Regions from separate parts of the Homo sapiens genome. Here region 1 is linked to region 2. Evidence: read pairs that join two places in POLR2A ChIA-PET (ENCODE). Cell type or tissue: MCF 10A. All regions are shown on one strand. Links, peaks and the distances in the headings refer to the core of each region. The heading gives the core; the rest is flanking DNA.

Evidence for each region. ChIA-PET counts read pairs that join two places held together with the same protein. Peaks named below come from ENCODE experiments on the same cell type or tissue, not always from the same donor. Only the 100,000 strongest peaks of a DNase experiment are listed, where the experiment ranks them.
Region 1: POLR2A ChIA-PET joins it to region 2 with 20 read pairs; 2 of 35 experiments call an interaction of 5 or more read pairs at or near these places.

The regions. Positions count from the first base shown.
Region 1 is chr7:80,879,029-80,890,339 of GRCh38, forward strand. The region is part of intron 2 of SEMA3C (semaphorin 3C); the gene reads right to left. Among named protein-coding and RNA genes, the nearest start is that of SEMA3C, 34 kb to the right of the region's middle. RefSeq lists an enhancer at 4,269-5,468. In MCF 10A, for the core only: no CTCF peak of the experiment used is centred there; a DNase peak (open chromatin) is centred at 4,663.
Region 2 is chr7:80,824,915-80,836,225 of GRCh38, forward strand. SEMA3C (semaphorin 3C) reads right to left here. Exons shown (of 18, transcript NM_006379.5): 3 at 3,671-3,831; 4 at 2,511-2,573. Among named protein-coding and RNA genes, the nearest start is that of SEMA3C, 88 kb to the right of the region's middle. In MCF 10A, for the core only: no CTCF peak of the experiment used is centred there; DNase peaks (open chromatin) are centred at 2,157 and 2,587.

The DNA of each region.
Region 1 (11,311 bases), core at 3,145-7,144, 57 kb after region 2:
TGAAGATGCAGAGGTCCCTTCATTGAGGTAGTGGTGAAGAACCCCAATTGTAGAGGCCTGGAAACCAATGAAGAGGAGAGGATGTACAAATACCAGATACAGAAATGCAGCCAAAGTGCTTGCTACCAAACAAGAGAAGGCAGCAACTGCTAGAAAATTGAACCTAGGAAGGATTATTAAAAAAAAAATAAAGAAAAACAATGGGAGATGTCTGAGCATACATTAATGGAAAATGGAAATGGGCATCTGAGCAGGACTTCCTGGAGGTAGACAAGAGGGACAAATAAGTGATGGAACAAAGTTCTTTTAGAGACAAAGGATGAAGAATTCCAGAACATGAGGAATGAAATAACCTTCACAAAAGGGGCATGTGATTCTTTTCAGTCAGCAGGGTAAGGGGCAAGAGAGATGTGGGTGTAGTAAGGTTGTAGGCACCTGATTGTCCTCTCAAGATGCTGCACAAGAATTGGGAGGGGAAGGAACACAGATTCTAACATACAACATTCTGTGAAACCCTCCCTTCAGTCCATGCATTCAGTTATTCATGGAATTTAGCTACTCATTTCCCTGAGTTATGCTATAGAGTCTATGTTACAGCCTGCAGCTATATATTTAGTATCTTATACTTAGCTTATTAAGCTTTAGCTTAATAGCTTTCATATCATATTCAATATCTTATATTTAGTGATATATTAGCTTTTGTTGAGGTAATATATAACTAAAGTTTTAGTGTAAAACACCAACATAGAATAAGCATAACAGGAGGCAAACCACAGAGGTTAGGTGGTATTTAAAATTAGTTTGAACAAGTGACCAAACCTCTTCAGGGTGACATGGAGCAAACAATCTTACAAGGTTTCTCTGTGACGTTTATAGAATTTCCAGTTCTCTTCTTTATAGGAGACCCATCACGGTACCAACGAAATGAGATGTGCCTTTCAACCCAATTCCTCTTTTACTTTAGCTCCTACTACTCATTCTCTCACTCACTCTGCTGGCGTTCTTCCCAGAATATGCTAGAAATTCTCCATCACACCTTTGGGCCTTTGCTCTGGCTTTTTCCTCTGTCTGGAATGCTCTTCCCACAGATATCCCCTTGGTTAAGTCCCTTATTCCATTCAAATCTTTGCTCAAATCTCAACATCTCCAGGAGGCGAACCCTGACTACCATTTAATACCACAGTCTGCCCTTTCCCCATCCTTGCAGAACACCATTAACCTACTCTGTGTTTTCTTGTCCACAGTACCTATCATTGTTTAAGATAGTGAATAATTTATTCATCATGTTTAGTGTTTTTTATCTGTCTCCTTCCACAAGAATATAAGATTCACTATAGTACAAGTACTTGTTCTGTTCAAAGATGTATTCTGAGTCTCTAACTCAGTATCTGGCACATAGTGCTAAGTATCTGTTAAATGAATGAATGAATTTGATGCTGTGGTGATTCTCACTATGTTTAAAAATCATAGTGGTTGCTTATCTTAGAAATACATGTTGGACAATTTACAGAAATTTTTCAAAATATCTATGCCTGGGGGGAAATGCAACTGAAATGTGTTCACTTTTACTTCCCTCCATGTATACGCCATAATCTTACCCAAAAGCAAATCACAGGCTGGGAGTGGTGGCTCACGCCTGTAATCCCAGTACTTTGGGAGCCCAAGGCAGGCAGACCACTTGAGTTCAAGAGTTCCAGATCAGCCTGGCCACCATGGTGAAACCCCATCTCTACTAAAAACACAAAAATTAGCCGGGCGTGCTGACAGGTGCCTGTAGTCCCAGCTACTCAGGAGGCTGAGACAGAAGAATCGCTTAAATCCTGGAGGTGAAGGCTGCAGTGAGCTGAGATCACATCACTGCATTCCAGCCTGGGTGACAGAGAGACACTCTGTCTCAAAAAACAAAAACAAAAACAGAAGTAAATCGGATCGCAGAAAGAAATACCTCATCATACCCTTTAAGGGAGTCTCTTACATTGCAAATATTCCATCACAATTATTCTTATAAAATTACAATTCTGATGATAATCTACTGAAGTTAATTTAATTGCAAGGATGTACGATGTTGTTTCTGATAAAGAATGATCTTCTACCAAAAAAATTCATGCCTGTTACTTTTGTTGCCTGGAGAAAGAAACACACACACACACACACACACACACACACACACACACACACACACTCTCTCTCATGTAAAGTTTTTCAATCATTTTAACCAAGAAGTCAATAAGACCAATAAGATTATTCTTCCAAATGAATCTCAAATATTGTTCTACTTATAGTCTCTTAGCTGGTTTTTTGTCATTTTCATATACCTGAAAATAACCTGTAAGTTATATGGAAATTTGCAATGTGTTTTATGGTGAAGTCATTTTGTTTTTTATCACTAACATAGCAACACTAGTTTCTAAGAAAACAGAATTGATACTTCCTCTGAGTGCACTCTGAGTTTTATACAATACTTACAAGAAATAATGAACAATTTCTGGCATCACTGGAGGGGTGTAAGTGATTTTACATGTGTAAGTGATTAGGAAACTGAATGCTGAATTCTCCCAGAGCTTATCTTTTGTAATATGGAAAATCAAACCTCTCCTACATGTGATATTTGTCTTAGTAATCATGGGAACAATTAACTGTGCTTACAATTGGCTTCATAGCAGCAGCAGCAATGAGTTGAAGTAAGGTTAGAGAATTAGATTCATATTGTTCCTTATGGAGATAACCCATTAGTAGGGCCTCTAAACAGGCAGTGCATTAATATGAAGACAGTGTGAGGGGGAAAATATCAAGCCACATAAAATTTGTTGTGATAGAGAAAGCTTGCTGAGTGTCATAAAAGGCTGAGGAGGTTTATCCACGTATGGATACAAGTATCATCTATTGGGGGACAAAACACAAAATAAACTACTCATGCAACGTTGTTGATTTAATAATAAATATTTTGAATGTATTATATTTAAATAAAACATAAATATCTCAAGTGAAGGAAAGATGTTGCATATAGAAGTATTTGCGCACACAAGAAGTGCCCACGTTCCTTCACTGTCCATCCACGAAGTACAAATTTTACCATCAGCATATAAAAGAACTACAATCACAGCTTATTGGTCACTATAAATGTAGCACAAATCACTACACCTCATTCTCAAAATGCCACTGACTCAATACTGTGTGGATCAGACCACTAAAATGCCTCCACACAAAATCTCAACCTCAATTAATAAAATGAGATGTTAATAATGTCTGTTTTATTGGCCTGAAATGTAACACACCTTCTGGCATTTTTATTTTCTTAGAGACTAAACCATAGCAAGGAGTTTGTGATCACTGTATAGCGCTGAGTGAAACCTCAAAATACATTCTGGAATTTGTAAGGGATGCTTTTTTTTTTTTTTTTTTTTTTTTTTTGGTATTTTCACTGTCAATTATGCCTCGTATTATTTATTTATTTGCCAAAATACGACTGTATGAAAAAAAGCTACCTCATAGAGCTCATGACACATAATAGGTATTCACTGAGCATTTGGTGATTTGTTAAGCACTCACATCAATAAAATATTTCAGCTCAACAGGCACACTAGGGGCCAGATGAGCACTGACTTTCCCCATTGAGGAGTCTCGATTACCTCATGTCTCACTTCAAACAATTTATTTTTCTTGTATGCATAGCTGGGTTCAAGAGTTCTTTCTTGTTTTAATTGGATATATTCTTTTTCTTTTCTTTTTGTAAGTCCTATAATACAGTAAAGACATCAAATAGAACCCTTTTAGAGTTATGTGGAAAACTTTTATATATAAATATTTTATTTGGACAGTTTTCACATAAAAATAGACATATGAAAATTTAAAAAAGAAAAGGTCCTGATGAGGAGGCTCCTATCAGAAAGTGACATTTACCTAAACCCTCTTATATAACAACAACAACAACAACAACAACAAACTAAAGGTAAATACACCTGAAAGATACAAAAGAGGATGCCATGAGATACACCTGAATCTCTGAGGAAACACGTTCTCTCTCTTTCATTAGGTAAATTGCTTTGAATGACTTCTTTCATGTTTTACTGTTATATACCTTTATATTTTATCTCTCAAGCATTTGTTAATACGCCACAAGCTATCCTATATGTGCTTTTTTTATACTTAGCAATGAACACAAAATGCATTCATTAACAAATAATTATACCAAATCAACAGCCTCCTTCTAAAATTAAAGGAAAGGGGTCTGAAAATGTTGCTTGTGACTAAGCAGGTTACGTCACACATGGAATTTAGATTCTGTTCCAAATCTGAGGACAGAAGCACACACCTTAGCAGGACCCCTTATTCCAATCACAAAAAGCAGAACCAGTCCCAGGAGTGTCTGTGTTTGAACTGTGCTTGATCTGGGATACTTTCAAACTGAATCAGAGGTAACTCATCTGAATTATCAAACAAAACTAATTATATAATCATAATCTCCTAAGATAAAAGTATGGGTTTTCCCTTAATACATGAACTTTTAAGATCAGGCCTCTTACTTCCCCAGTTGGATTTTTGCATACTCAGACATAAGGTCACCACCCTGTCTTTGGAATGACATTTTGTGTTTTTGTCCTATGACTCACCCATGCTTCTTGCTGTTCCTTCCATTCTGGACACAAATGAAGGCTCACAATTTGCCCTAAGGCATGTTTCAAAAGCAGCTTTACAGTGATTCACTGCCCTTTGGTCCTTCAGAGTATCAAAGCACATCTTTAAATCATGAGCAAAAAAAATGAGCACATCTTTAAATCATGAGACTTCAACAAAATGCAGTCATACCATTAATTAACTCATAATTCACAAGAATCATTGCTCAACTTTCATTTTTACTTAGCAGTCATTACTTCCCACAAGAAATGTTTTTAAGAGTCTGAACTAAGAGTGAGGCACTGTGATAAATCCAAGAGGTCGTTTCCTAACATCTAGGGTTTAAGTCACTGTCATGGCCACTTTATGAGCAGAAATTCCATTTTGGCAAAAATACTTGTTAACATGGTACATTTTCTTTGAATTGCATTAGTTTTGAATTTTAATTCTAATCTATTAATAAGCTCATTTTCATTTTATTGTTATAAAAAAAGTGAAAGCCCAAGAAATTTACCCGATTTTATATGCAGACAGATGTAAATGAAATCTCATACAATCAACTTGTTTCTCCTAAAAGATGTGAAATATTTAAGACATAACTATCCATCTGAATTTCCACATTTTATAGGTAATCTCAAAATTGAGATTAGTCCAAAATCATGAGTCTCTTAGTGAAAGCATCAAGAACAAGTTTCTTGACTCTAACATAGAGGACTTTTAACTACATTGTCTCTTCCTAACCGCTACAAAAATGTGAGACCCTCATAACTAACTTATCAAACATTAGATACTCTGTAAATATATCCGATTTTTTTAAAAGACTCCTATGATTCAAAAGGATGAATAAATTAATGAAACTTTTTACAGACTTCTGTATTGACAATTCTGTAGTGAAGATAAGTAGCAAATATTTTCCATCAGTCTAAACAGAAGAGGCAAGCAGAGGGAAACTTCAGCTTTTGAGGGAAAGTGTTGATGCGAGAATGTAAGCAGTTCACTCTCATACAAACAACGGCTTTGTCTGCCATGGAAGCTAGTGCAAGGTAACCAAGATGTAAACTCTAAACACATGTTCAGCAGAAATAGTAAAGTGACTGTTTCTTTGTAGAAGAATTTCTTTATGTGTTTATTACTGCTTTGATGTACACCATAAATTTCTGCTTAAAGGTCACAAGATTGTGATAACAAATCAAAAACCAGGTTGTGATAATATGTTGACGGTGTAGGAACACTGTGTAAAGAACTGGAGAATAATAAACATTAAGGCCAGTACCGGCATTTTAAAAATACAGATTAGATGCTCTTAAAAAATCTTCTAAAAATATTTGGTTCCCACAAAGTACAAGCAAAATATTTTACTGTTGAGTAGAATTCATTCTTTTTATGAAATCCTTGTACTTGAAAGCTTTCATAAGATTATCGTTTTGTGATGACATTTCTCTTTAGAATGAGACAAGAAAGACAATTCTTATAATTAAACGTGTTAACTGGTTTAATAGTTTTGCAACTCAGGATTTTTCCCAATATATTGTTTCTGAAGCAGAGTATCACCTGATGTCTGAAATCTAATACCTTTTTTTGTTTGTTTGTTTTCAGACATTTGGAAGATAGCTCTTCTCTACATTTTCCCCCTCTTTTATCCCTAGGTAAATTGTTTAAGGAATAGTTTTTGCCTTCTTAAAAAACCTGGATGACTGGGCTTGGTGGCTTACACCTGTAATCCTAGCACTTTGGGAGGCTGAGGTGGGCGGACTGCTTGAGCTCAGGAGTTCAAGACCTGCCTAACCAACATGACAAACCCCATCTCTACAAAGAAATGAAAAAATTAGCCAGGCATGGTGGTGCATGCCCATAGTCCCAGCTACTTGGGAGGCTGAGGTGTGAGGATCCTTTGAGCCCACAAAGTAGAGACTGCAGTGAGCTGAGATTGCGCCACTGCACTTCAGCGTGAGCAACACAGTGAGACCCTATCTCAAAAAACAAAGAAACAAATATCCTGTATATTGGTTGTTGGTGAGTTCACATGAAAATACAATTGTTTAAGGTAAAAGCTTTAACAGCTCTTTCATAATATAAGTTTTAAACACATGAGTCAAAGTGATGTAAATTTATATTTAAAATCAGTTTTCAAAACAATATCCAGCATAGGCACCTATAAACTATGTACATTCCACCGCTCCAAAAATACTGCATGTACATATTTGCAACCTCTGCTGCTCCAGGCCAGTGACTGTGCCTGTGCAGTCCTTTAATCTAACTGTCTTGTCATCGCACAGTATGTCATTAGTTTATACAAACCTGCTGTGCTAAGCATCTATTACAACAAACCTGCTGATGACATATTGATTTTTTAGTTTCAGTTGTCCCCTTTGAGACCTTAGGACAGCTGTGTTTTTTGTAAGATTCCACTGAGTCTAAAATATACTCACATTATCCATTCAAACTAACTCAAATAGAGACATTGTTAATTACTAGTGAATGCATCTACTGTTGAAGATTCTATCTAATAGAAAAGACCAATCAGCAAATTAATTTATATTATTGCACATATCAAGTCTACCTTTTTTTTTTACTTTTAATTTCTAAGATCTGCTAATGTGGTTATGACATGGTATTGGTATAATAAATATATACCATATATGCAGTATGTATTCATATATCTGTGCATTTATGAAACAGGCTCAGCTGGATGTTGTACAACTGGAAATTAAACTTTTTTTTTTTTTTTGGAGACAGAGTCTTGCTCTGTTGCCCAGGATGGAGTGCAGTGGTGTGATCTCAGCTCACTGCAACCTCCGCCTCCTGGGTTCAAGTGACTCTCCTGTCTCAGCCTTCTGAGTAGCTGGGATTACAGGCACGCACCACCATACCCAGCTAATTTTTGTATTTTTAGTACAGATGGGGTTTCACCATGTTGGTCAGGCTGGTCTCGAACTACTGACCTCATGATCTGCCTGCCTCAGCCTCCCAAAGTGCTGGGATTACAGGCATGAGCCACCTTGCCCAGCCAGTTAAACTTCTTAAAAGTGACTTGCATTCTCAAGCTCTCCCATGACATATCATCTTAGAAGTTGCTTGGTTAGCAAAAATTCAGATATCTAAGGAGTTAGTTAAATGTTGCATCATAAAATTATTAAACCAACCTTGTGCTAAAATGTCACCAGCATTTATTCTAACCTTAAATTATGAATAATATGACCGAATATATGTAGTTAATAATCTCACCAAGTCTATTTTTTTAAATAACAAGACCAGTAAGAAAAGAATTAGGGTATTGCTAGGTAACAAATATTGATCAATTTTTCTTTCAATGCTAAACACTAAAGTCTTGAAATGTGTGCATGTTTGTATAAAATCATTAATATGTTATATAAATTAAATTAACTAAAATTTCAGCCTCTCAGTTCTTGACATACACATATAGTTACCAGGGAGTGAAATTAAAATATTCCCTTAAAAGATTTCTATTTTAATGTATCAGTGCCATTTTACAAAGCAGATCCAAAATTTAAGGCATAATACATTAAGCACATTTAAATTTTCTCACATGAAATATTTTAAGTGTCTGCAAAGTTTTAACAGTTATTAAATATCTAAACAGATTATGCTCACCAATTTTAGTATTCAAAACAATTAATTCAATTTGGTATAACAGAAATAGTATGAGGAAACAAGTCAATAAATAGAAAAGCACGATTTATTGAAACTTTATGTGAGTTTCTCTGTGAGTTTCTCTCATGAGTTTCTCTCATAGTGAGAGTGAATGCCTCTCACTATGGTTCTATCTTCAGTAAATATATTAACTTTAGAGTAAAGCAGAAAGATTAAATCAATGATTCAAATCCCTGACCCAAGATTAAATGGATGAATCGAATCTCCAAATCAAAGCATTGGTAGTATGTCTAACAAATTACAGTATTAAACAATACAGTAGCCTTCAGGCAAAGGTTAAAGACTATTACCATCTATCTGTCAAACCAGTTATTTAGATGATGGTTACAGGCTTTACATTTCTTAGAGTTAATTACATCACAGATTTTTTAAATGAATTGAAAGAGCTGCTTATCCTGAGTAAAAAGCATAACTAAGATTGGATACATACTGACAATTACCTGTCATGGGAAAAAATCTTAAAAGACTCCAAATACGTTCAACTCTTTAAGGCAATATTCTGGTGTTAGACATAGTCTAATATAGAGGCTTTTAAAATATTGATTTTTATATTATCTTAGACATCTCTGATTGTAATTTTGATTTCAATTTATCAACAGTAAATAGTCTACATAAAGAATATAGCTGGAAGGACAGAAATGTAGATTTATGCTACTTGTCTGAAAAGGTCTCTTATTACATGTTTTAAAGATTTAGTGATTTTTACATTAAAAAATAAAATGTTTTAGAAAGAAGTCTCTGGCAATTTTTCCCCTTAAACTATGAAAACTCAGAAATGATTCCTGAGTCTCTAGGCAACTTAAAAAGAAATAATTGGCCAAGTGTGGTGGCTCATGCCTGTAAATCCCAGCACTTTGAGAGGCTGAGGCAGGAGGATCCCTTGAGCTCAGGAGTTGGAGACTATCCTGGGCAACATGGCAAAACCCCATCTCTACAAAAAATACAAAAAACTAGCCGGGCATGGTGGAGTGTGCCTGTAGTCCCAGTTATTTGGGAGGCCGAGGCAGGAGGATTACCTGAGTCCAGGAAAATGAGCCACTTGGGAGGCTGAGGCAGGAGGATCACCTAAGCCCAGGGAGGTAGAGGCTGCAGTGAGCTGAGATGACATCACTGCATCCCAGTCTAGGTGATGGGAGTGAGACCCTGTCTAAAAATAAATAAATAAATAAATAGATAATAATTACATGGTTCTTACAAGGTTGTTGACGTGAACATTAAGTCCAATAATAATGTAGCAAAGAAACATCTAGGAGACATACATAAAATATCTATCTACATTGTAATTAACAAAGGACAAGGAAGACATTTCTACTATCGTTCTCAAGTGTCTGAATTTTCATTTATGTCATTACTTCTGTTTGTGTCAAAAGTATGAAGATTTTTATACCAAGATTTTATATACAGTTTTCCTTATAGACATTATAGACATTTAAAATATTATAACCACAATAACAAAAAAATATTGAGTCCAACTAAGAAGATGGTATATTTTATCCCATAATTTAATGTTAAAATGTACCTTGATTTTATCTTTTATTTGAAATGCATTTTAATTTTTTTTTCTTTTGAGATGGAGTCTCACTCAGGAACCCTGGCTGGGGTGCAAGGGCGCGATCTCTGCTCACTGCAACCTCTGCCTCCCAGGTTCAAGTGATTCTCCTGCCTCAGCCTCCCGAGTAGCTGGGATTAGAGACGTGTGCCACCACGCCCAGCTAATTTTTGTGTTTTAGTAGAGATGGGGTTTTACCATGTTGGCCAGGCTGGTCTCCAACTCCCCACCTCAGGTGATCCACCCACTTCAGCCTCTCAAAGTGCCAGGACTACAGGCGTAAGCCACCACGCTCGGCCATGTTTTGAATTTTATATTACAAATATGAATGTCTTTTTTGTTTCATTTGACTTCGCAATAACCTTATTTGAGAAAGGGCAGTTATTATTATATTCTTTTAGGTATAATAAATGTAAAGATTGTGAAGTTTACAGGAATAAGATGTAGTAAAATTAAAACTAGAATAGAGGTCTCTGTATTCCTAATCTTATATACAAACTTTGTTACATATAATCATCTTTCTGCGTTATGAATAAATCTTCAAATAATTACTTATTAAACATAATTTACTATCAATATAGAAGATGTCATTATCCTCTTTGTTGTATTACAACACATTCCTGTGAAAGACTTAAGATATCTGTAATATAGGTTCTAAATTATAATTTAATCTTTAAAATATATTGTCCTCAAAGAGGTATGGTTACAGATGTATTATGCATTATTAGTAAAAGTATAGATTATTTTGGGTAACATAAATACAAATCAAAGTAATTATATACTTTTCTAAAGTGCCATGTTTTCAAGGCAGAGATGTGGTTATTACAAACATAAATATGACAAAATAAATGATGACACATCATATATTGTAAAAAGAAAAAAAAGATTCTTTTTTTCTTTATAGCATCCTCCCAAATAATGCCTAATGATATAAATTTGTTTCATCCATGATAATTTTTAGTAACAGAATCACAAATAACTAAGTCAAGTCAGGCAGATGGAGTCAGATGTGGGCGATCAATCATTCAGATTATACCTTTGGTATCTTTAAGCAAATTAGTCAAACTATTGTTTCTGGGTGTTTGCTTGTTTGATATGTAGTCTATTATTCTTATAATTGGAAAACTAATTAAAATGTATAGAAGTAAATCAGATTAGATGTGCATTAAGAGAAACCATTTGTTTTCAGAAGTCCAACATATTGAAGGGACTGATGTTGTGGCTAAAAGGTCTATTGATTTTGAAAATCTGGGCACTTGTGTAAGTTAATCTATCACATTTTCAGTACATAAATCTTTGACATCTGTTGCTATCATTTTTTGATAAAATATTACTATGGGTCAATCAAGGACAAGAAAAAAAGACAGCTTGTTTTTATAATCTCCTCAATGACATATACAGGCAAATATTTTCTGAAGGAAGCTGAGGGTCTTCCAATGCTGCAAGCATTCCCAAATATTTCTCCCTTTGGTTGTG
Region 2 (11,311 bases), core at 301-4,300:
AGTGTATATATGTCTCACCATATCTAGCACATTGTAAAGACTTAAATGTAAGGACTCCATCTAATTCACCTCCAGTTTCTTCACAACAACTAATTTGTGCAAATTGAAAGAATTCCTGTATTTTAAAAATATTAGGTTATTAGATAGTATTTATTCCAACTTTTAAGAAGTTCTTAAGTATGTCGTTTCATTGAGAAATGTAAGAAGGATAGGTTGTTCTGTACAACTTTCAAAGATCTATTTCACATTATTTTTCTGCTACAGGACTTTTTTTTCCCATAGCCTAAGTAAAGGACACTTCTATAAGTATTTCACATGTATGAAATGGGATGGATTTGTCAGACATTCTTTTCTTGCACAGACCAAACATGTATTTTTTGATTAGTATTTCCCAGCACTCAACAATGTTGTATGGACAAACAAAACCTGTCCAGCCGAGTCCTAAAAATACATAGGAAAGAGCACTCCATTAGATATTTCCCTTGTGTATAACTGGCCATATAGTAGAATTTAAAATATCCACAAATTACAGCATGACAAAACTATGGGAAAATGTCAGCATGTATTGAAGATTTTTATCTAATAACGTTTAATTGTCAGAAAGCAAAACAAAAACCCCAGAGGGTTTCTACTTTGACAAAGGAAGTAAGAAACCAAATGACTTGTCTAAGATTCTTCAGAAACTCGGCAGCAATTTTTGGAAATAGAATGTACAAAGGTACCTAAATTCTGCACATTCTGCCTATGGCAGTTCATATGAATGAGAAATGCAAATCCTTTTGAACAAAGGACAATGCAATTCAGTATAGCCACGGGATATTATTGTGGCAAAAGGCAAGGCATGATCAGACACACATCAATGGGAAAAAAATCTCATTAGAGAATAAAAGAAAACAGTTTAATTCATCCACAATTATTAAAATAATAAGGAACAAAACATCATTCTCTGCAACATTATACTTCATTCTACCATTGGTTTCCTGGAATGTCATTGTAATGTATTTGTTTAAGTGTTTCTTCTACATTTTTCTGGATTTTTTCCCCCAAGATTGTGGTCTAACAGATCCCTTGGATAGCAAATATGCCCCTGCAAATTTCTCCTGCCCACTTTTAAATTTTTTTATTGGATAAATCACTCCAAGAACCCTCTAGCAAGGCCAGAGATCCTACCCTCCAGAGTCTTCCATGGCCCTGCCTTGAGCCAAAAACTTTTGCAACTTTACACCTGGGGCTGTTAGGAGTCAATGAAAATAAATGTTTCATTTCCTCAATCCCATATTTCCACTTTCCACAGGATTAGTATTTTTCCCATGTTCGGTCTTGTCTGATCCATCTCTACTTCCAAGACTCAGGGCAGTCTTCACTCCTGAAATCAGCATCTCTTGACCCTACCACAAAATAAATGCTTAGACAACATTTTTTAACACTAAGGTGGTCTATTACTTGTTATGACCTGAGACCTGAATGTATGTGTACGTGTTGACTCGTCTGTCCACCCAATTACCATATTTCCAGCTTATTTCTAAATTAGTTTGTATATCTATGCTCATTTGATTATGGCAGACTTTTCTAACAAGGTAATAAAGTTGACTGGAGTCAGAACTGTTTCTGTCTTTGCACCAATTATGTCTTTGGCAACCAGCTCCATGCTAGATATATAACAGGTGCTGAATCAGTATTTATTGAGCAAATAATGGAAGGAATGAATGAAGAAAGGAACCTCTTTACCAAACTATTTTTGAAAGACAGGGTGATTTTGATGCTTGGCTGTATTACATTTTCATTATTTGAGGCAAAATGGTGAGATGACTTATGTGCTCCATTATAAACATTAAATGACGTGTACACATTAAAGATCTGCTCCACGTATTTGTTTTAGAATATTCAAGAATGGCAATGTATTACTTTCAGCAAGTCATTTGTAGAAATCAATATAGATTTCTTCCTTGATTATTTTGAATCTCACCTAGAGGAATACAATTTGCACAGGTATTGCATACTGAACATATATTGATACTTATATCTGCCTCTATTGCTGTTTCTGTGGCTATTTTTAATTAACAAAGGTACCATTTATCACTGGTGATTTGTATTTATGGAATTTGCTGGCTAACCACTACCCTTTTGCCAAGAATCTTTGTTTGGAAAAGCCCACAGGGTATCTGGGAGCTGCTCCAGACACTTGCATTATCATCGTTTCAGGAGCCTGCTGAGAATTCTGCAGGTTGAATCCACTAGGAACAGAGGTTATTAATGAAATCCATCATGAAATGTATCTGAATGAAATAATGAAAGCAAGGCAAGCAATTTTTACCCAGTTAGGAATTCTGAAGTTACAGAGAGCCCAAGAGTTCCAGTCTCCTCAAGGTTTAGGTTTTTAGCCTGTGTCCAGCAAAAATTTAAAACACCACCATCCTTGTCTCATTTTTGGCTTCCCTCAAAGTACATGGATTCGAAAACCAAATATTTAAGTTAGTGTTTTTTTTTTTTTTTTTTTTTTTAACACTTACTGTGGGATCTTTGCCAGCCATTTTGCATTCTTCAACTTTGATTGTAGATGCTGGCCAGAAAACCTGCTCAGAAAGAAAAATAAAGGTTGCATAATCTCACCTGGACATATGACAGCCCAGTGCTCTTCATTTACTTTTTGTTAACAGATTTATTTAAGGTGATCTTACACTAAGACTTTAAAATTCTTTCTTTTTTATCAATTCATTAATAAAGATTCTATTATTTTAACAATTACAATTATTTTTATTTCTTCCAACAGTGTTTCCTTTCACAAATGCTTTTCAATAACATATGTTCATTTACTAATTGTATATTAAAATAAGATCATTATTAACATAAATGTGAACAATACAATTTTTCACTCCTTTTGACATAGTACACTTTTCCCAACTGCTTATATGACAATAAATCTACACTTACATATCTTTCTCAGTTAGTATTATTTTTGGTAAATCACACAACCAGGCTAGTAGATTTACATAAGATGGGCCCCTGGGTACTTCAATAGCTAAAATAACTTGGATGAAAACCAAGAGATTCCCTCTCTCTGAAATACTGTGCTAGTACTCTAAGTAGTTGCAGCCTTGGGTCCAGTTTGGCAATAATCATTAATTTTTTTTAGTTGTCAGTCCATTGCCTGTGTTAACACTTCTGCAAATGCAGAAGTCTCCTTGTTGTAATAAATTTATAATTAATCTACATGTATTTTTTTCACTACAGTGAAGCTCAATTTTATTTCCTTGTGAAATGGAATGATAAATATAGGCCATACTGGATCAAGTAACAGCGTATTTAATAGCTGTTTTCCTTTCAGGCCCTTCACTGGTTACACAGAGATGACAAAGTAGATCTTCCTTTTCTCTGACCATTTCTTTCATGCACTACCCTATAATCCCTTTTTTCTTTATATATTTATACACAGGTAGTATTTTTTCAGTTAGCTCCAGGTTTTGAATTGTTAAAAACTATGGAACTAGACGATGAGAACTGAACTTAATACCTTTTCAGTCCATGAAATAAGTACTAACTTTCATAGTAACATGGGACCAGTATTTTCTATTGTTCTAATAAAATGCATATTATTTTTTACTTATTTATTTTTTTTAAAAAAGAGACATTGAAAAGGTGGACACTGTCCTCGTGAAAGTGATAAACTTACACTCAAAGCTTCTTGACTTATATTGTTAATATTCAGGGAAAGAATGTGATCTTTGCTTCCCACATATATCCGGTCCTGATCTTCATCCATTAATAAAATCCTGTAGTCTAAAGGATGGTGGGAAAGGCTGAAGTATTCAGAGGTCTTGGTTTCTCGAAGTTCTGAAAGAGTGAACAGCACAAGTGTAGATACAGTATCCTGGTTCTATAATTCTATTATTTTAATAAAAACTATTATGCAAATATTCCAAAAAATGTCAAGGTACATTTTCTTCTACAGTAAGAAATTAATTTTAAAATAGAGTTATGGGCTAGTTCCCTGTAATCTCAGCACTTTGGGAGGCAAAGGTATGATGGTCACCTGAAGCCAGGGGTTCAAGGCCAGCCTGAGCAACATAGTGAGACCTTGTCTCAACAAAAATTGTTTTAGAAAATTAACTGGGCATGGTGGTATGTGTCTTTAGTCCCAGATACTTTGGAGGCTGAGGTGGGAGGATCTCTTGAGCCTAGGAAATTGAGGTTACAGTGAGCTATGATCATGCTACTGCACGCCAGCTCTGGCAACAGAACGAGACACTGCCTCAAAAAAAAAAGTTATGTTAATGGGCATTTTAATTTATATTTGTACTGAAGTAAAACATAAACCACTAAGTGCAATGTTAAAGTTTATGGTAATAGTATGTGATTACAAAATCAGTCACGTTTGCAATAATCTCAACTCTGTTTTATTACTGGACATCATCAGCTCAAAACAAGTTAAAATAAATAAACCAAAAAAAATACAGTGAGCAGATTGAACAGAAAACAAAACCAACAGCAGTGTGATTGTCTTCTTATCCTCTATTAATGTTTTATTTTTGGACTCTATTTATTCATCATTTTAGGATTGTTATTTCCTACTACAAATATTTGCCTTGCTTCCCAACGTAATTCTAATTAGTCCGACTTATTTTTCTATAAATTACTTGAAAGTAGACGTATTTTCAGGAGGCAATGTTATTTTTAGCAGCATAACTATTCATATATCTAAGGAAAATATATGAATTTTCAGGTATCTAAATGTTCATATTTCCAGGATCCTCAGAGGTTAGTGACTCACACTCATTTAACTTCTTCCACATTGCCTAACTGCCTGTATGGCTGGCCTTTGAAGACAATCAACGTATCGTGACATTCATGATACATTCTCTGGTCAAAATGCTCCTCTCAAGGAGCATAACTTTAGACTTTTCTATTCAAATGGTTCAGGATTTATTTGTTCTTTTGATTATAATCTGAAGAATGACAAACTCTAAGAAAGAGTCTGCTTTCTGGGATGACTGCTTCCATGATGAACTGTTTCTAGATTTTTAGGCATTGAATGACAAACACATTTCTAAAAATTCTGATAGAGCTGTAGTTTGACTTAAACCGAAATCAAAATGATACAAATTCTTATAGGAAGTCATGGACTATATTCCATGAGTACTTGGGCCATAGCCCATATGAGAAGATACAGAAGTCACAAATTTAACCTATTTTCTGGGCACATTTGTTCAGAATGTCTGCCATAATATCCTGCAAGTAGTTTCAGCCAATAATCTGAAAATGCCCTGGAAGAAGCAGAGTGATAATGAAACCAGGTTCTGTTGCCAAACTTCCTGTGAAACTGAACAAGTTACTTAACCTCTCTGTGCTTTAATTTCCTCATTTGTAAAATGCAACAATAATAGTAACTTCTGCCAAGAGTTCCCATGGAAATCAATTTAATTGACACATATAAATACGTGAAATGAGTGACAAGAGATAGTATTCAATAAATTCTAATTACTGTTATTAAGTTTGGATCATGATTTTTAAGAAAAACATGAATTTAGATAAAATAGATGTATGTTTTCCTACTTTTTAAAATTTAGGGAGCTAAATCCCTAAAATTATTAGGACATAATCTTATAGCCTCAAATTTACTGTTCATACAACAATAGTAAAATACAGGATTTTTTATGTTGGAAAAAACAATCAAGAGGTTAGAAAAATATTTCAGAAGAATCTTAAAATGTAAGATCATGACAGCATACAAGAACAAAAGACAGGTCATTAATAACAAGGGCCTGGGTGAAAGGTCTTTGGAAACAGGGGGCTTGGGTGCTGAGCATGGTGCAGCCTGATAACCTTCCAGTTACTGAGTCTCCCTAGGAATCATGGACAGAGAGGTGACACAGCTGGCAGGTGGTGCCACAGCCCAAAAACTGAAACAGCTTCCTTCATGAGGAGAGCACGTAAGGGGAGAGGGAAGTCTTTCAGGAAAAAATCAGCCCATGCCAGACTAGAGGTTAGGGCTAATAGAAAAAAATCCAAGAGCTGAGAACATGGGAGAGAATATAGAATCAAAGCAAGTATCACTCAAAGGTTGGAGAGGACACAGACTGCCTTGATTCTGTCTAAAATCCAGGTGTTTTATAACGCTTACTTTTATCTCAGGGCTATGATTCATGGTTGTGTAAGTCTTCTGTAAAACACCAGGGGTAAGATATTGCTTGGGCTGCTGGAATACACATTCAACAAATACCTCTTAATAAATAATTGTGGAGTGACATACACAGACTAGCGCAGTAAAATATAACTGAGTTCATGGCCTCTGGGGTTCAACCACTGGAGTCTGGATTCTGGCTCTACCATTTCACTTCTAGATGTACTTGGCAAGGGCCTTTATCTCTCTGAACTCTAGTGTCCTTATCTTTAAAATCAGTATAATAATAGCATCTACCTCATTGGGTTGTTGTGAAGTTTAAACTGTTGTCAAGTTTAATATACATAAAGTTTTTAAAAGAGTCCCGGAGCTATACTGATGCTGGTTACATGGGTTACCTATTATTATAACTTGGGGCAAGACATCAATCTTCAGCAAGCAAAGTCAGAACAATTTCTTATGCAGGGAGGATAAAAATGACTAGAATGCCTAATTTAGAGTTAATATTAATATATTCAATTTTTTTACAAGTAGCATCTACTCAAATTAATCAGGAGAACACAATAATAAAATAAGGCATTGTTAAGGAAAATAATTTGAGTATGCAGGGTAATTTTTAAAGTATATAAGCTGAAAAGACTAAAAGACATTGTTCTAGTAGTTGAGATAGTATATTGATGAACACCTGATATGCTAAAATGGAAAAGAAAAATTGATGTGAGAAATGCCTAAAACAAAGAATTTGGAATGATTTTATGTAGGTTTTGGCTAGGGGTAGAGGAAAGATTGGCGTAAATTCCCCTTAACATTGTAAGCTAAGTATAGGAGAAATGAATATGCCCTTACTACTTTTGGGAGATCTGAAAAGGAGATATATTTGGTAGAGAAAGTACTTAGGTATGGACAGATTAAATTACATTCAAATCAAAGCAGAAATGTTCCACAAGAATGTAGAATTAGATAATTAATTTAATTTTGTCATTAGAAGTAGCAAATCTTCAGGTAGAGATGTTCAGTTATTTTCATGGATGATTATATGGAATTCTGAGAGTAGATACACTCTCTGGGGAAGAGTATATCTAAAAAGCAAAGCAAAGCAAAGCATAGAGATGACTTGGTTGTTAGAAACAAAAAGGGAGCCAGAAGGTGATTCATGATGTATAGGAAACAGTTTGACATTGTGAAGAGAGTACTCAACTGGTGTCACAGTTCTGAGTTGAATTTCAGTTTCATCACTTACTAAGTATATTATTTTGGGAAAACTAGCTCATTTCTGTTTTAATTTCCTCATCTATACATTGGCAATAATAATACTGAACTCAAAGTATGTTCCACCAGCCCACAGTAGAGGATCAATATATGCTCCTTTCATGAGGAGACACTGTAGATTATCTATCTAATTAGATACTATTCTTTTCTTCCACCTTGACAGGGCTGTTCAATGACAACCATACTGGCCCCATTCTTCTAGCCAGTGAGTGTTTTAAATACGGCCATATGAACAACTTTAGCCAGTGAACTCTGGAGGGAGGCCTTCTGCACGGCTACTGAAAAAGGCTTATTGAGTCTTAAAAACTGGCACACACAAAAGAAGAGGTGATTTCTTTTTCTGCCTCTGGACATTGGTATGTGAGCACATGATGATTGCAGCAATTGCATCTACCAAGAAAGTTCCTTGCTGAGAATGGCAAGCAGAAATGTAGAAAAAAATCTGGATCTTTTAAGAAATCATTGAGTTACTGAATTAACCGGAACTCCATTATTACTGGAATATTCTGTTATATGAAATAAAAAGAAATCCTTGCAGTTTTTAGGCACCTTGAATTGAGGTTTTCTTTTTCTGCTGTAGAAATAAATACTAACTGATATTATCTTTTGAGGGTCCACAAACCCCCATCACGACTTTCTCACACTTTCTATCATGAAGAAAGTTTAGTTTTGATGTTTTTTCCAAACCATTATTTTTTTCTTTTCCCTTTCTTTTTCTAATCTGTACTGAAATAAAACCAAGAGTGTGATCTTAGCTGGGAAAATAGGCTCAACTAAATTTTATGTGCAAGTAACAAGCAAACAATTGCAGTTCTCCTCCTTGCCTGTTTCATTAGAAAATCGTCAATCCAGGCCTGGCACGGTGGCTCATGCCTGTAATCCCAGCACTTTGGGAGGCAGAGGCAGGTGGATCACGAGGTCAGGAGATCGAGACTACACTGACCAACATGGTGAAACCCCATCTCTACTAAAAATACAAAAATTAGCTGGGCATGGTGGCAGACGCATGTAATCCCAGCTACTCAGGAGGCTAAGGCAGGACAGCCTCAATTCTCCTGCAGAGGCAGGAGAATCACTTGAACCTGGGAGGCGGAGGTTGCAGTGAGCCAAGATCACGCCATTGCACTCCAGCCTGGGGTGACAGAGTGAGACTCTGTCTAAAAAAAAAAGAAAGAAAGAAAAGAAAAGAAAATCGTCAATCTATCGCATTAATTCAAATACTGCAGGGAGCAATAGCTACATCAACTTAAGACCTTTCTGGTCCAGGGATTTTTATCTAGTTTTCCGAGCCATAAAGCATCTTCAAATTTAATTACCTATGGCTTACTGATAGTTGACAGCTGTTAACCAGGGAGATTTACTTCAGAAGTGCCCTTGTTGTAAAAAGCCTAGGCTATTTTGTTAAAATGCTATTTAAATTGCTGTTAGTAGTCATAATTGAACTATACGACTTGGGGAGAGAAACGACCATTTTTTTTTTTTAGAACATAGAGATGAGCTCAAAGCAATGAGAATTTTATTTATAAAAAGAATGACCCAAGAATCTATCATTTGGTTTCACATAGATCCAATTTAAGTAAATGAATGATCCAGTGAATTGGCCACGGTTATAGAAAGTGACTGATGTAATGATTTGGCTACAGTGAGAGAAAAACATTACAATTACTAGTCCATCATCTAAACAAGGCAAAGAATGGCATTGTCATTCCTTTAACCTCACAATGATGTCATCCTTTTTGAAGCATATGAGGTACAGCTATTTGTGTTGTTTCTCAGGACATGCTCAATTAACGAATAAGGGACTCTGGCTGAGAGTATGTAGTATTAGAAAATGCAGTGGCTCCACAAAGGGCAGCATAGGTCTCCTGGCCCCTGGGAAAATCTCCCAGGAAACAGCATTAAAAAAAATTATGCATGTTTGTTTTCTACAATCTACATTATTGTAGAGCTCCATGATGGAAAATTACTGTAATGTCTTCTATGCCAATGTTCCCTGGGGTAAAATTTGCTGCACAATATGCTTACCTAAAATTCATGTATCTACATGAACTTTTCTTTGTAATAGAAACCACTGTGAAGCTTTGAGAATTTAACCAAAGCTGGAAGAACAATAGGTTTCCCCAAAATCTAAGCCCTGCCAACAGAAGCTTCTGGAGCTACCTAAGTATAGTCAATATATTGTTACAGCAATTATAATATAGTTCAAAATACAGTAACATATTATGTCCATCAATAACACTCTATTACTATTCATATAAGAACAAACGTTTGTTCTCTGTTAAGCCAGTCAGTGATCTTAATATTTTTGAGTTAACTAAGTCACGAAGAATCTCATTCATGCACTCAAAAATGTGAACTTGATAAAGGAAGGTAGAGAGTTTAGGGTTTTATTTTATAGTTGTCCCTTGGCATCTGTGGAAGATTGGTTCCAGGATACCCTACAGATAGCAAAATCCAGGATGCTCAAATCTCTGCTTCAAAAGGCCAGAGTATTTGCATATAACCTACCCACATCCTCCCTATACTTTAAATCATCTCCAGATTACATAAAATACCCAATACAATGTTAATGCTATGTAAATAGTTGTTATACTGTATTGCTTTTAAAATGTGTATTATTTTTACTGTAGTATTGTTATTTTTTATTTTTTTCTGAATATTTCTCATCAGTGGTTGGCTGAATCCATGGATGTGATACCTACAATTCAGAGTGCCAATTGTATACCTGTCAAACTACACAGTAGGGTAACTCATTCATTCAGAATACTACATTGTCTTCAGCCTTTTATAAAATTCAAAAATAGGTAAAAGACTCCTTGATTGAAAATCAATTCCCAGGAGTCCCTAGATTAGAAGCATATGCAGTAACTACTCATGAATTTAAAATTCATGATGTGTTATTAATTTGTTCAATATACATTTATTGAGCCCTTATCCCAGCAGGCTAGACACTTTGCTGAAATAAGAGGATAGAAATAACGAAGATACCATGTCCTAATTACTATTTCACTGCTTACCTAACATTCTGTTATTCTGTTTGGCTAGTCCATCAAAACATTCTTCTCATCATAAACCTCAGATCTCAGGCAGAATGCACATCTACAGATTTCAAAGTAAATCTGTAGGATATCTTTTACTTCAGAGATATTGCTACTGACAGGATAATTTCCTCTTTTGAATGTCTTATCTCAGAAGAATTTTAAGCAGAGTGGGCTCAAGTGACCCATCCTCTCCCTGAGGCTTATTGTTTTGAAACTGGATTAGAAAGTGAATTTCACCTGTCTGTTTAGAAAAAAAAATAAAGAGCAGTGAAACTTCAGCGGACTGAAACTACAGCTACTAATTCCTAATGTGAACAAAGACAATAGAGACCAGAGGGCATGTTATTAAAACCATATTTGCTCAAAAATAATAGCCCCAAATAGCAGCCACTTGTGGGCTTACCAGTAGCAGCAAGTGTTCTAGGTGCTTTATAAACTTAGTTCACACAATTTCCATTCAAAGTCTTTGCATTCGGTTCTAATATTACTCTAGTCCCACACACAAAGGAATTAAAATTGAGCAAATTTGAGCAATCTACCCAAGATCACACAGTAAAGACTAAAAGAGGCAAGATTTCAGGATTCAAAGCAAAGCCAGTCCTTAATCTGTGAACTCAATCAGATGACCTCTTGCTTTTCTAATCAGACTGACAACTTCGACAGTTACTAGTTGGGTTTCTTTCATGTTCTTGCTCTGGACATGGGTCTGCATAGTATCAAATGTAGTATAAGAAATGCCTCAGCTTCCCAAATTTTCTTTGCCAGTCGGGGACGAGTAGATACCATACTCTAAACAACTCGAGAACTATCAACATCTCAGTGATGCTCTTCTCACTAAAGCATTAAAAAAGGTGTGAGAGGCAGCATGAAAATGGTATCAGAC